Linked DNA regions of Homo sapiens: regions 2 and 3 are each linked to region 1. Evidence: read pairs that join two places in POLR2A ChIA-PET (ENCODE). Cell type or tissue: HCT116. All regions are shown on one strand. Each heading gives the region's core, and the rest is flanking DNA. Links, peaks and the distances in the headings are about the cores only.

What was found. Peaks named below come from ENCODE experiments on the same cell type or tissue, not always from the same donor. Only the 100,000 strongest peaks of a DNase experiment are listed, where the experiment ranks them.
Region 2: POLR2A ChIA-PET joins it to region 1 with 6 read pairs; 2 of 35 experiments call an interaction of 5 or more read pairs at or near these places.
Region 3: POLR2A ChIA-PET joins it to region 1 with 6 read pairs; 1 of 35 experiments calls an interaction of 5 or more read pairs at or near these places.

Annotation. Positions count from the first base shown.
Region 1 is chr4:11,502,816-11,508,155 of GRCh38, forward strand. No RefSeq gene overlaps it. Among named protein-coding and RNA genes, the nearest start is that of HS3ST1, 77 kb to the left of the region's middle. RefSeq lists an enhancer at 2,109-3,308. In HCT116, for the core only: no CTCF peak of the experiment used is centred there; DNase peaks (open chromatin) are centred at 2,348 and 2,886; H3K27ac peaks cover 3,864 bases.
Region 2 is chr4:11,648,127-11,653,466 of GRCh38, forward strand. All of the region lies in intron 2 of LOC107986178 (a long non-coding RNA gene), which reads left to right. Among named protein-coding and RNA genes, the nearest start is that of LINC02360, 120 kb to the right of the region's middle. RefSeq lists an enhancer at 2,057-3,256. In HCT116, for the core only: no CTCF peak of the experiment used is centred there; a DNase peak (open chromatin) is centred at 2,855; H3K4me3 peaks cover 1,193 bases; H3K27ac peaks cover 3,427 bases.
Region 3 is chr4:11,602,285-11,607,624 of GRCh38, forward strand. The region is part of intron 2 of LOC107986178 (a long non-coding RNA gene); the gene reads left to right. Among named protein-coding and RNA genes, the nearest start is that of LINC02360, 160 kb to the right of the region's middle. In HCT116, for the core only: no CTCF peak of the experiment used is centred there; no DNase peak of the experiment used is centred there; H3K27ac peaks cover 3,384 bases.

The DNA.
Region 1 (5,340 bases), core at 698-4,697:
GAGAGGACTAAAGGCTAAGACAAAAAGTGTGGCAAGCAGATTCAAGTGGTCGCTTCCACATGTTCCGCACCTTCTAGCTCCAGGCATTGGAGATGCATTCTATTTATACAATGGACAAAGATCTGCTCTCATGTAACTTAAAGATAGTTCAGGAAGCAGGGCATTATACAAGTAATTAAACTCATCATTATTTACTATTGTGTTAAATCTTTTAAAGAATAAATATGAACTTTATGAAAGTATATATTCAGGTAGAAAGTAGATTGGGCTATTTGGGAAGTTATTGCTAAGGAAGATATTTAAAGTGGGATAAATTTGATAGTTGGGATAAAAATGCCATAGGAAGGGGAGGAAAAAAAATTCAGGATAGTAGGAACACTCATAAGCAAAGTTAGGGTGTAGAGAGGCAGAGGCGTTTGTAAACACAAATGTACTATGTCCAATGTCCCTGTGGTAAGGAAGGTCACCAAAGCAGGCAGCAATGTCACTGACATTTGTCTCCATGGAGCTCAGCAGAAACAAGGCCTGCTCTGCTTTTCTGAACAGCATGTAGGCACCTTGCCATGCAGCTTGTCAGGGGACAGTCACACAGTCCTGCTGAGCTGTGCCTTCCAGGGGCCTGGCTTCCTGTGGAGCTTCAGTGATGGTACAGACAGTGGGATGCTCAGGCGGTTGGGAAAGCTGAGGCTCTCAGGGTTAGAGGGGCCATCTGGCAGGAATGTAGGATCACAGACGGGAAGTCTTAAAGTGACAGTGTTCATGTTTTCCACATGCATTTAATGAAAACTTGTTAGGTTACAAGCACTGTACTAGGTATGAGAAATCAGAGGGTCCCCAAGAGACACAAGTTGTTTGCTCTCTTTAGTAGGTTGTATTGTGTCCCTTCCCCCAAAAGATCTGTCTAAGTCCTAACCCCTGGTACCTGTAAATGTGAACTTACTTAGAAATAGTGTTTTGGCATGTTCTCACTCATAGGTGGGAATTGAACAATGAGAACACTTGGACACAGCAAGGGGAACATCACACACCGGGGCCTGTTGTGGGGTGGGGGAGGGGGGAGGGATTGCAGTAGAAGATATACCTAATGTAAATGACGAGTTAATGGGTGTAGCACACCAACATGGCACATGTATACATATGTAACAAACCTGCACGTTGTGCACATGTACCCTAGAACTTAAAGTATAATAAATAAAATAAAATAAATAAAATAATAAAAAAATAAAATTAAAAAAAAAAGAAATAGTGTTTTGGGGCCGGATGTGGTGGCTCACGCCTGTAATCCTAGTACCTTGGGAGGCAGAGGTGGGCAGATGACAAGGTCAGGAGTTCGAGACCAGCCTGGCCAATATGGTGAAACCCTGTCTCTACTAAAAATACAGAAATGAGCCAGGCATGGTGGTGCCCACTTGTAGTCCCAGCTACTTGGGAGGCTGAGGCAGAAGAATTGCTTGAACCTGGGAGGTGGAGGTTGGAGTGAGCCAAGATTGTGCCACTGCAGTCTAGCCTGGGCATCAGAGTGTGAGACTCCATCTGAAAAAGAAAAATAAGAAGAAGAGGGAGAAAAAAAGAAAGGAAATAGTGTTTTTGTAGATGGGATTAATTTAGAAAGCTCAGGATTTAGATTTCCTGGATTTAGGATACGCTGTAAATCCAGTAGCTGGTATCCTTACAAAAGAAAGGAGAGGGGATTTGAGACATAGACATACAGACACAGAGGAGAAGTTCACGTGAGGGAGGTGGAGGTTGTAGTGATGCATTGACAAGCCAGAGAATGCCAAGATTGCCCACAGCCACCAGAAGCTAGGAGTGAGGCATCGAACAGATTCTCCCTTGGAGCTTCCAGAAGAAACCAACCCTAATGACACCTTGATTTCAAACTTCTGGCGTCCAGAACTGTGAGACAAAACATTTCCACTGTTTTAAGCCCCCAAGTTTGTGATAGTTTGCTACAGCAGTCTAGGAAATGAAAAATGAGGTTAATGTCAATTTTTTTTCTTTTTTTTTTTTTGTGAGGGGTGTGGAGTTAGAGAACTAAGAAAGGCTTGATACAGCTTTCATGACTTCCATGGGGAAAGACAGTAACTAGGCAGAGGAAGAAAGGAATGAACATTCTTTGGTGAACCTACTGTATGCCAGGTATTTTGCTGGGTATTTTAGGTGCAATAAGCTGCTTAACTCTTACAACACTAGGAAGTTTGTATTGTCATTCATGGTCTTCATATAAAACATTTCAGTCTCAAAGAGGTTAGGTGATTTGTCCCAAGTCGCCCAGACGAAGCCAGCAAGCTCAGGCCATCAGGACCTCAGAGTTTGCATCCTTCTCTAGAAACATGCTGCGTTTTCCTCCCTGCCAAGGAGAAGGCCTTGACTCAATGGACTCCAAATAAGATCCTGTGTGTATGCCTCAGTTTCTTCATCAGGTAACTGAAGAGACTAGATAGCCAAAGATTCCTTTCCCATCTAAAACAAACGGTCTGCTTGAGTCCATGGAGCCCCAGAGCTTTCTTACTTAAACATTTCCTGCTCTGATCCATGTTCTTCATCCAGTATGCAAAATGAAACATGTTCATTCCGTCTCTTGGTCTTGGGGTTGTAATTCTTATCTTTATTGCTACCTCTGCAAGGAGGAGTAAATCATTATTTGTGTATTTTGTTGCCCCCCCCCTTTTTTTTTTTTGCTCTCTCTTTCAAAGTTAATCAGGTTACTTCCATGTAATTTTTTACAAAGTAAATTTCCAACTACCTTTAACCACAAATTAGTCATCACATTGTGCTTTTCAGGGTTATATTAAGTCATTCGTCATAGATGCTGCCGATAATAGTTGGCTTAGGCTAAATGTTTCCTTGTTCAGAGTATTTATCACATCCTGTACCTGCCATGCCTGTGAAAATAAAAGGCAGGGAGGGTGTGAACTGGCTCACAGAGGGCATAAGAAAATGAGTATGAAGGAGCTAGGTAAACTGCAGAGGCCCCTGCAGTGGGGAGGTGGTTATTATTGGCATTAAGTCATCCTTTGGCAGGTTTTATTGCTGCAAGATGAAAGGGACAAAGAGGAAGTGTCTACAGGCTCACAAATACGCAGGGGCTGTGTAGGGAGAAGGTGGGCTTCCATGTCTGGGAAGCAATGCTTTCTAGCTGTGAACTTGGCAAATCACTTACCATCTCCCATCTCAGACTCCTCACAGGCAAAGTGTGAAATGGAAATTCCACCCCATGGGGCTATTGTGAGATTTGAATGAAATTGTGTCTATGAAACCCTAGCCTGGCCCAGAGCATTCAATTGAGTTTGAGATCCTGTCATTCAAGGCAATTGGCTGGAAAGAAATCTCCACAGGATTCATTGGCACTGATCACATAATTCCTCATGTCCCATCATGGATCTTGGATAGGTCTGCAAGCTAGGGCCTCCTATCTGCCACATTGTGAGGTACTCCCTCACAATGGTACACAAGGGAGTACCATTTCGAAGGTACTCCCTTGGATGTGGAGTCTTCCACTGTGCTGTCATGGTCTCTCAACCTGGTCATGGCTAGTCTGGTTTGCTTCAGCAAGTAACTTTTGGCACAAGGTGTATATTCATGCTGTCTTAGCATGCGGTATTCACTGAAACACTAGCTCTGACTTAATGATCGATCTTTATTAACCGACCTTCAATGGAACATGTCAACAGTTTCCATCACACTGGAAATAGGATCCCAGTAAATCACCAGCCTCTTGCCATGGTCCACATCACTGATGACTCTGCCTCTGACTTCTCTTGCTCCCTTCCTTCTGCTTCACCAGCTCTAGCAACACCGGTCCTCCTGCTGTTTCTTGGTCCCCACTCCCACCGCAGCCCATGCACACACACTCCTCTCCCCATGTGAAACTCTGTCTGTGCACCTGCATAGTCCGTGCTTTCACCAGCTTCACCTATTTGCTCCAATGTCAACCCCAGAAGAAAGACTTCCCTGATCATCCTGCTTAAAGTCACACAATCCCCTCCATAGCTATTCATCCTCTCACCTTTGTAAATTTGTTTTCACTGCCTTTTTTTGTTGTATTACATTAACTATGTATTTTGCCTGTATTCTGTACTTGACATATATTATGCATATTATAAATATTTGTTGAGTGAAAGAATGCATAAACATACTGACTTTTATGAATAACTATGCCATGGTACTTGAATTAAAGGAGTCAGAGGCAAACATTTACTTAGCTAGGGGATGGTTCCTTCAATAATTTTTTTTTCTTTGAATAGTAGCCCCATCACTCTCAATGAGGTGGAGGTTATTATTCCCATTTTACAGGTAAGAGGGAAGAAAGTGGTTCAGAGATTAGGATATTCACAGAAAAGAATGGTACACAAAGCTGCTCAGTTTCTCTGGTGAACAGTAACTGTGCATTAAGGATTTGCTGATGAATGAACACTTAATTGTTTACATAATTGAGGCTAAAAAACTATACTAATTCCAATGATTGTTGTGTTTACTGCTGTTGTTTTTATTATAATCATTATCATATTATTAATATTATTAACATCATCATCGTTATTACCCCTTTAGCTCTTTCATTCTCAGTTTGGCAAATAAATTTGGATGTGTTCATTTCAAGGCCACCTGACTCTCCATAAGAAACCATATCACCCAGATCCATTTAATAAAGTGCAGTGATCATGCCCCCCTTCAGCTTCCTTGTGGTCACCTGATTCTGTACTCTTTCTAGAATAAAGTAAAGATGGAAGGGGAACAGAACCTATTTGATGGCCGCCTCTAGTGGAGAGGGCCGCCTCTAGTGGAGAGTTCACAAGTCGCAAAGTGAAAAGATCACTAGGAAAACTGTATTAGGCCATTCTCACAATGCTATAAAGGAATACTTGAGGCTTGGTCATTCATAAAGCAAAGAGGTTTGATGGGCTTATGGTTCTGCAGGCTGTACAAGCATGGCACCAGCATCTCCTCGGCTTCTGGGGAGTCCTCAGGGAGCTTTTCCTACTCATGGCTGAAGGTTGAAGAGGGAGGAGGCACATCACATGTTGAAAGCAGGAGAAAGAGAGAGAGTGGGGAGGGAGGGGAGGTGCCACACGCTTAAACAACCAGGTCTCACAAGAACTCACTCACTATCAAAAGGACACCACCAAGCCATGGGGGATCTGTCCCCATGATCCAAACGCCTCCCACCAGGCCCCACTTCCAAAACTGGGGATTACAATTCAACATGAGATTTGGCAGGGACATATATTCAAACTATATCAAATGGTGACCAGCCAGGGCTGGCACTGTCCCAAGCAAACCTGGGCAGATGGCCAACCTAAGTAGAGAAGCATGAGATGGAGATCCAAAAGCATTGGCTTG
Region 2 (5,340 bases), core at 526-4,525, 150 kb after region 1:
TCTGTGTTGTTTTGTAAAAAAAGGGTGAAAGACAACCCTACGGTATTGGAGTTAGTATTTTAATTTTACAAACCGAGGCTAGATTTCAAAGTTGTTTTATTTTTGTCTCCAGAAATAAATATAAAATCAGTGTTATTTGATTCTAATCTTAATTTCCTGTTTTGGGGTTTGAAAAAAAATGTCTATAACAGGGTTGAGGGTCGCTTTTCTTCTTCTCTTTGGCAAAACGCTTTTCTTGTCAGCTTGGATGCTCTTCAGTACTCCTTCTAAATTTTACTCCTACTCCAAGGGTAACTTGGCTTGCCAACTTGTTCATCAAAGCTGCCCTGCACTTCTCAGGGGAATACTAGCTCTCTCCTTCTCAGGACTCTTCAAGACTCACTGGGAAAGTGTCCTTACTGCCCTTTATGGGTCATGATTTGCCTTGATGCCCCATTGTTGGCTCAAGTAGATCATAAGCAATTCCTAGACAGGGGCCAGGCAACACCTATTATGTTATGAATTGTGTTATAAATTATGGTATGAATTGTATTACCCCCAAAATTCTTATTTGGAGTCCTAGCCCTCAGCACCTTATATGATCTTATTTTGTTTGGAAATAAGTTTGTTGCAGATGTAATGAGTTAAGATGAGGTTGTGCTGCAGTAGGGCGAGCCCAATCCAACATGACTGGAGTTCTTATATAAAAAAGGAAAACGTGGACACAGACACTGTATTAGTCTGTTCTCATGCTGCTAATAAAGACATGCCTGAGGCGGGATAATTTATAAAGGAAAGCAGTTTAATTGACTCACAGTTCCACATGGCTGGGGAGGCCTCATAATCATGGCAGAAGAGGAAAGAAGAGCAAAGGGACATCTTACTTGAGAGCCAAGCGAAAGGGGAAACCACTTATAAAATTGTAAGATCTTGTGAGACTTACTACCATGGGAAGAGTGTGGGGGAACCACCCCCATGATTCAATTATCTCCCACTGGGTCCTTCCCACAACATGTGGGAATTATGGAAGCTAGAATTCGAGATGAGATTTGGGTGAGGACACAGCCAAACCATATCTGACACCCACGGGTGCCATGTGAACATGAAGGCAGAGATTGGGGCGATGCGTCTGCAAGCCAAAAAACAAAGATTGCCAGGAAACCACCAGCAAGCAGCCGCTAAGAGAGAGGGATGGAACAATTTCTCCTTCACAGCCTCAGAAGAAGCCAACCCTACCAACATCTCCATCTTGGATGTCTAGCCTTCAGAATTGTGAGACAATACATTTTATCAAAGCCACCAGGTGTGCGGTACTTTGTGACAGCCCCAGCAAATGAATACACCTTCCCTCAATGTCTCATAAATCATGCTTTGGTATAATATTGGGAGTAAGAAAAATGTATATTCTAATACAATCTGTGTCACATGTCAGCTATATGTTACTTAATTTCTCCAAATCTTAAAATTATCACATTAAAATCAAATCACTGACAATGCTTACTTAGTTTCCTTTCCTTTTGGTGAAAATTGAGTAAGATCACCCATAAAAAGACACTTAAAGTGTAAAGCACCTGACAAATGTTAGGTATGAACATTTTCATAGATAGCCACTGAATTTCTGTTGATGGGTTGAATAAAGTGGAATTAATGTGCCTTCTGTGAAAATGAATTTAGACACGGTCATTAGTGATGACCAAAAAAAAAAAAAAAAAAAAAAGCATACTGATACTCAGCAGAACTCGCCACTTTTGTTATTTAGTGCAAATACTCTCAAGCACTGTATCTACAAGGGCTTAGAGTCTTATTTGTTGAGATTACATGCTCCAAACTTTCTTGCTCCAATCTGGTCGCCACATCAGCAATATCTAGTGTTACTAGGGCACTTGCTAGAAATGCAGAATTCCAGGCCCCACCCCAGACTTCGTGAATCAGAGTCTGCATTTAATAAGATTCCTCATGTTAAAGTTTGAGAAAACTGCTGTAAAACATGTCTCCTATGTAACTCATGTTTTTAGAACATAAAAAATCATGATTAATACTTTTTTTGCAACCAAATGCATGCAACATAGAAAAAAGTCCAAGCTTTAGCATTTGACAGCTCCGGTTTTTAATGCTACAGCTGCCATGAAGTCCCTTAATATGTTGTGACTGAAACAAGATGATTTACCTTGTTAAGCTTCAGCCTTATAGCCTATAAAAGGGGGACAACAGAATATATATATTTTTAATTTTATTATTATTATACTTTAAGTTTTAGGGTACATGTGCACAATGTGCAGGTTTGTTACATATAACAATTACATTTAACTTGCCTGGGTCTAGAATAGCATTGAGAGATACTGCATGCAAACCAAGAGACATACGTCAGGTATTAAAAAAAAAAAGTCTAGGGGTCTGCATTTGTCCAACAAGTGCCCCTTCTGGTGCTTAATTTCTGATTGGTTAACCACCGTAGGGAAAGAAAACAAATTTGTCATGGGGGTCAGTGATTTCAAAGGAGGCCAAGTAATTTTATATCGTTTGTAAATTTTCTCATTAGAAAAGGTACCTATGACTTGGATAGCAGAAAAATGTGACGCTCACTGAGACTGTGCTAAGATCCCGGAGAGGAAGCCTCTGAGTTTTTCCGCAGCTCCAATCTTCCTTTGGAAGATATAACCATCCCTGAGATCTGGCATATGTTTCGCCAACTTCTTATCTGTCTCCGATGCCGTGGCACTCACAGCAAAAGGCGACATTCACTTAGAACTCTCCGTGGGAAACACCTCTTTGAGCCGCCCCCGGTTCAGGCATCACTGAACAGAAGTGTTTCATGTCTGCCGAGGCTGCTTTCACATGATTTTATTGTTTTGATCTTTTGAGCATCTTTTCAGTGCCAACACCGTCAATACATTCTTCCGAGAGAGGTCATCAGAGCATTGGTAATGAGCTGAGCAGGAGGCCATGTCATCTGAGTAAGCTCTGGGGAAATAGAGGCACTTTGTTCCTGAAACTCACATGGTGTGACCTGCTTGCTGTGCGAAATGTTAATATTTTGCTTCGTGCTTCCTTCCCGGTGCCACTGCCAACACTCAGAAAGCTTCTGGGGAGTTTGCTGCACATTTTGTGAAGACTGCATGGAGCCAAGCCAGATGTCAATGTGTGAATCAGAGCACTTCTCTCGAATTCGTGACTGTTCACTTGATTCTTTAGCACCTCCACGGAGGCTAAAATATGCCTGTTTGGAGGTGATATTTACTTTCTTTTCCTTAGTCAGATGATAAGATTATGTGGTGTGTGGATGACGGTGGCAATGATTACCTTTTCTCAGTAACTACAGTAAGAGCTCACGTCACAACATTGCCTCCTTAAGATCCACTGGCTTCCTCACCCCTCTGATGGAAGTAGCTTCAATTTTCTCAATGAACCTAGAGGCATTGGTCTATTCTAGTCAGATGTCTTTAAGATTTGGCGAGTCTCTCTTTTTTCTTTTTTTGAAACGTTTCACTGAAATAAAACTAACCTCTGGATTCACTGATGAAATACAATTATATTTATATATGAATGAAAGGTAAATAGATGTATTTATCTATATATCATAGTTATACATGTATCTTCATACATATGAAATATAGATATATATTCATACATATTGAAATATAGACATATGTACACATTCTATATTAATGTTTTATGATACAAATAAAATCTATAAATACATATGATACAAATACAATATATACATTATATTATACAATATATAAATTTATATATAGTATAATATATAAGTACAATACAATGGTATTATTGTATACTATTGTACTTATACAATAAGTACAATATTATGTATATATTGTATATTGTACTTATACAATAAGTACAATATTATGTATATATTGTATATTGTACTTATACAATAAGTACAATATTATGTATATATTGTATATTGTACTTATACAATAAGTACAATATTATGTATATATTGTATATTGTACTTATACAATAGTATAACATTGTATAATACTATTGTACTTATACAATAAGTAAAATACTATGTATATATTGTATATTGTACTTATACAATAGTATAATACTATGGTACAATACTAAATACTATTGTATTTATACAATAAGTATAATACTATGAATATATTGTATATACTCACACAATTATAAAAAATTATATATAAATTTATTTTTATATAAATAAATTGTTCTATATAGTACAATACTATTTATATATTGTATAAGTAATAAGTACTATATAAAGTACTTTATATATTGTATATTTGTATACAATATATAAATAGTATTATACTATATATACACATATATACTGTATATACATGTATATGGTGTACTTATACAATATATAAATGTATATAGTTACATATGTATTACAACACATAAACAAACAATCAATAAGTATTGTTTGTCACTGGCCTGGCATAGGTACGTGTAATTCTCCATATAGAATTACACTGTCACTGGTCTGGAGCAGGTATTGGTGGAACATGTATAAGACACTGGTTGTCCTAGAGGAGGGTGAAGTAGTTGCAAAGGGAAGAGGTGAGAGGTCATGTGGACACTTGTCAATTGAGGAGAAACTAAAAACCACTTTAAAAAGGCAAGAAAGCATATTGTGTTTGAAGCGATGAAAAATCTATAACCAATTTGATTATAGGTGAAATATATTGCACATGTTTGATTATATATAAGAATATAGAAATGTATTATTTACCTGCATATTGTAGAATGAAATGTAAAGCAACTGACACTATACATGGCAAATGCTTAGTTCTTTTTCCTTCCTACTCTGCCCTTTGTAGGAATGTTCTAGTAAATTCCCTACATGGAGCACACATTATCATTGCTATATTTTGGAAAATGATCAGATACACAAAAAGTAACTGGAGTAAGGATGAACTAGACTGAATTAGGTGGTGCTGAGACCACAGAGCAGATATGTCTTCCAAAGAGAAATAGCACCTGGGCAAATAAAAAAAGTGAGCCATATGAACTTCAGCTTTTATCTTTCCTCAACTCTTAGGAAGTGTAGCCCAGCAATACAGCAGAGTAGACAAATACTATCACAACCAGAAACAGGCAGTTATGACAGGGGACTGCTCAATGTTACAGAGGAAGTTATTATAAGAAGAAGTATAGTTTTAATAATGATGATCCTTGCAGTTTTAAAGTTCATTTTGAATTTAAAACCAACTTCAGATATGTAGGGGAAAGTGTGCCAATGTCTGCAAGTTACTAGAAAGTACATTAAAAAAATGTGGATTGATGAATGGAGTGATGAACAGATGGACAGACATGTCATAAAGCAAGTATAGTAACATGCAAATGATAGATTTTTCCATTTATGGATATATG
Region 3 (5,340 bases), core at 526-4,525, 99 kb after region 1:
AATTAATCAAATTATGACATCACCATTAAATCTAATTTTAGGGTTTTGCTCCACTTTCAACTTTATCTAGTTACCCTGAATTTTTGTACATCATTTGTATGGTAATTTAAAATGCTGTGGTATAAATAATGTTAGGTATATACATATATACGTGTGTGTTTGTATACATATATATATACACGAACACATATGTTTACAAATTAACTTTAATCTACAATTTGGTGGCAGTTAAATTGCATAGGAAGTGCTGAATCAGAAACCAACAGCCCATAGTGGTTGTCTATAAGTGCTTCAGATATCATTATCAAAGGCTATCCAAAAGAAACCATTAATTTGGATTAATTGGCAAATATGACATATTAGAAATAATTGTTCATTGGTGAAATTAGTAATGTTCAAAATAGGAGGATGACTAATAAGGTATTTATGATGCCTTTAGTAAGGTAAGACCCTTAGTAAGGTATTGATGATGTAAATACCTAGTGAGATGTTTACAATGCCCTTGCATGAATGTGGGATAAAAATCCAGCAGCTTCATGGTGAATCATCTTCAGAAAGTTTATGTTTAGAGCTAACTTCAATTGTCCCATATATTGAAGGACTCTGTTGCTTGCCAGAAAGGTGGCTTCATCCTCTGTCATATTAATGCACCAACTTTAAAACCTCAAAGTAATTGTTTTCTTTTTAGTGCTTATCTGAGTACCTGAATGTAGCAAGTGAGGACTACTTCATAAGAATAGTTGCAACTTTTTTGCCATGCTAATAAATTTTGAAACATTTAGAGGAATTTGGACTAAAGCTTGCTTCTATTGTAACACGCTGACTCATTGCCAAATTGTTAGGGAGAGGATGTATATCCTCTTCTATCTCTAACCGTAGGAGGTTACGAATATTTATTTAAAAATCATGACAATGGCTGAATCGACAGTTTGTGACGTCTATTCGAAATTTCTGTCAGGCATTTATATGACACTAGTCAAAGTCTTCCCACATGACACTCGTTTTGGGTTTATAGGCTTCAGAAATAGTGGGTCCTAATAGTCCTTATGGACATGTTTCTAGAATATTCTAGTATAAACATCCTATTACCAGGTGACTGAATGAAGCTCTCCATTTGTTTCTCCCAGTTCCTCTCCCTGGGTTAGTACTGTTTCTGTGTCTGTAGTGGCACATTCATTCATTTATTATTTCTCCAAATATTTTAATATCTCATATATGTCACAAAATAGATTAAGTGCTGATTCTACAGTAATTAACAAGATATATATGAGACACGCATGCACACGCAGAAAGAAAAACATATATACACACACACACACACATACACACACACAGAGAGAGAAAGAGAGAGAGAAAGCAATAATTACCCCCAAATTTAATATTTTTTGTCTGTAAGCGATAGTTTTTATCATTTTTTTAAATCAGAAAACAGTAATTTTCCCCTCTCTGGAGAATGATCCTCCCCCAACATCTGGTGTTGTCTTGAAATTTTGCATAACATGCAAAAGATGACTCATTAGGTGCCAAGTACCATCCTATAACTTTAACATGCTTGCTTATTTTAAAGGTTTCAAATCATACTTAAGCTCAGCGTACTATTGCTTTTGAGAGATAGTTCGAATATAACAAGGTTTTAAAGCAGAAACAGAACCCAGTTTGCCCACACCCCTGCAGGGCTGGAATGTCTGTCAGCAGAGCTGAGCTTCACCACCTACAGGTCCCTGAAGCCTCATGACCCAGTTTGAAATTGCAGCCCTACTCTTGGTGTCTCTAGAGCCCTCCTCTTTCCCTTGGAGTTATAATTTCCCTCTCGGGTTTGTCTTGACTGGTGGGTGTTCAATGTAGAGACACACAGGAAGGAAGCAAATGTGCCATGGCTGGTGGCTGCTGGTGAGGGCGTTTTCGTAGGAAAGTATGCAGGAGCCAGTTTTATTTCAAGAGCCTCCTGAAATATAACAGGTCAAATGGGTGATTGGTATTTTCTGGAACAGACTCCAAATCTACACGTTTCACTCAGCTTCTGCATTTGTGAAATGATGGGGATTTGTGCATTCATTCATTCAACCTAACTGTATTGAGTACTCAAATGCCAGACTTCACATGTTTTAAGCTCAAGAAACATGTTCCTTTTTTCAGATACAGACTTGAAAAACCTGATCAAGCTGTATCTGGTTTCAGATGGCAGTCTGAAGGAATATTTACTTTTTGACCTCTTCAAATTTTACTATCAACAGCAACAAAAAAAAAAAAAAAGGAAAAGAAAACTTCAATAAAAGGAAATAACCACCGCACCAAAATTAAAATTATGAAGAATATGTGTCAAATATGGAAACACTTGGCAGCGCTACTTGACACTAGCCTCCTCAGACCTTGGAGAGAGGGTACTGTTTTCTTTCAAAATAAGGGTCATAGCCCTGAAAGGCACACCCAGTAGCCTTTTGATCAGATGAATGAGATATGGAAATGTTGGGAGACCGAAGGAAAGATGGGAAATATTCTAATCAAAGCCAAGTCTCATTGCGTAGGTCTGTAAGAGAGGTATTTTGAAAGGAGAAGAAGGATTTAAAAATAGAGATTACATATATATATAAAGGACCAGATAGTAAATATTTTAGGAATTCTTGAAGCTTCTGTCACAACTACTTTACTCTGCCTTTGCAGTGTGAAAGTAGCCATAAACAATATGAAATGAATGGGCATGGCTGTGTTCCAGTACAACTTTCAATAAAACTTTATTTACAGAAAGAGACAGTAAAATGTGTTTGTTCTGGGATCGCAGTTTGTCAAGTGCTGGTTTAAAGAAAAGGGGTGTCACGCTTAGAGTTTGTTTTAAATTGATCATTCTGGTAGCTTTTGAAGAGGATAAATTTCAGGAAAGCCTGGAGGTTCCAAAAGTAGAAACCGGTAGGACCATATTTATGTCCTTGTTGATGTTCCAAGCTTACCACATTACCATTTGGAACGAGTTTGTCTCCCCTACCCCACTCAGGTATTTCAGGTCAGGGACGGTATCACATTCATTATTGTGTTCCTAGTGTGCTCTCATTTGGGGCCTTGTGCTTGAAAGATGCTCATGAATATTTATATATTTAATGGATGAATAAATGAATAAGTAAATTGGTTACTGATTGGATAAGTGCAGAGAAGAAGCCAGGCATTTTCTCTCTCACTGTTTTCTAAATTCAGTTTTTCTCACATCACCTTCACTATTTTAACCATACCAAAAGACTCCCTGTATCTATACAATATTTTGTTTAAATTATTCTTTTAAAACAATTCTAGACTATCTATTTTTAAGGAAATTTTAAGACACTGACAGACCTGGAAAACCAGTATCACTCATCACACATGGAAAATAAAAATTTATATGTGAATATAAAAATAAAAATAACTCACATCCACTTAAATCAATCTTTGGTATTGCCATTTAAAAAATCATTGATCTAATACAAAATGCTTGCTTTATAGACTGAAAATGTTGACTCATAGAAGTCACATGGCTTACTCAAAGCACAAAGCCAAGGAGCAAAACAGCTGAGCCTAGAAAGCCAGCTTCTCTGACTTCCTGATCAGTGCATTTCTGAATCAATCTGTCTTCATTGCAGGAAATAGAAAAAAATCTGTGCAAAAGGGGCTTAATGAGCAGTACTACGTGGTCATAGAATTATTGGATTCCAGATTGAATCCCCAGGAATGACTCCTTCTATAATATAGATATGGCTGTATTTATTTTCTATGGCTGCTCCGAGAGAAATAGGGAAAAACAAAGTGTTATTTCCTACTCCCATGCCAATACAACACAGAACACTTCACTTCTGCTCTCCAAAATGCATATAGGGATGTCTCTCCACCAGCGACCAGTTCTGCAGCAGACATCAGCTGGGTGTCTTTTAATTTAACTCAACCCTGATGCTATCAACCTGGAGATAGTGTCAGATCCCACAGGTTGAAGGTTCAGTCCCACAAGACTGCTCACCACTTCAGATGCCAATTGCAAGCACAGGTTGTGACTTGTGCTTCTGACCAACTGGCTATAAACAAGGGTTCCCACACCCTTTCCTTGGGTTTGATTAATTTGCTAGAGAGGCTCACTGAACTCAGAATATCTATAAAATATTGATTTTCATTATTTCATTTCTGATAATTGGTAGTTGTGGATTTTGTTACTTGTTTTTTTTCTTGTTAAGTATTGCTATGGGTTCATCAATATTATTGATCTTTTAAAATAAGCAACTTTTGTTTCTGCTGATTTTCTCAATTCTTTTCTGCTTTCAGTTTCATTTATTTCTTCTTATATCTTAGTCCTTTCCTTTGTTCTACATAGTTTAGGTTTACTTTACTCTTCTCTTTTAACTTTGGCATATGGAAAGTAAGAGAATTGATTTTAACTCTTTTCTGCCTAATATGTTCATTTAAATATATAGCTTATCTTCTAGACACTATGTTAGCTGCCTCTTAAACAATTTGTTATGTTTTATATTCACCATGACTCAGTACAATTTATTTATTAAACAATTAACTAACTAACTTTTTAAAAACATCCAACAATGCCCAAGCACTGTTTTAAATACTTCAAATGCATCAGTGAACAAAGCTGAGAAAACATTTTTCTTCACAGAAATTATGGCTAGCATGTTAATTTACAGAATTGACTTCCAACAAAGTAAAATTATAGTAACTTTGAAGGTGTCATGGAAAAAAAATAGAGCAGTATAGGGGGAATTTGGAGTATCAAGGGTTAGAGCGCTATAGAATGCCTTTTTAAAAACAGATATCCTGATGGGCTTAATTGATAAGATACCTTTTGAGGAACACTTGAAGGAGGTGAGGGAGTTAGGCTTGCAGATTTTTCTGTAAGAGCTTTCCAAGCAGAGAGAAAAATGAGTCCAAAATTTCCGGAGGCAGGAGCATTTCTCTTGTGTGTAAGGAACAGGGAACAGGCAAGAATGGCTGAATGGAATGAACGCCTTGTCATTCTTCCAATCTTCCAAATTCAGCTCAAGCAAACAACACTTCCCTAAACTCTCCTCCTGACTCCACATTTTCTGGTTATACATTACAGTAGTATTTTCTTGTGTCCTCCCATTATGGTTCTTATCCCAATATGTAATTATATATTTGTGTAATTATTCAGCTAAAAGATTCCACTAGAAGTATTCACAGATTTCACAGAAAGTGTTCACATTTTCTACTAGAATGTGTGCACCCTGAGAACAAAGATTTTGCTGTTATACTGTATATCCCAGCATATAAAATAGGACTTGGACTTTGTACGGATTCAGTAAATATCTGTTTTCTGATGGATTTAATGTAAGAATAGTTGGAGGGGTTGAAGTATAC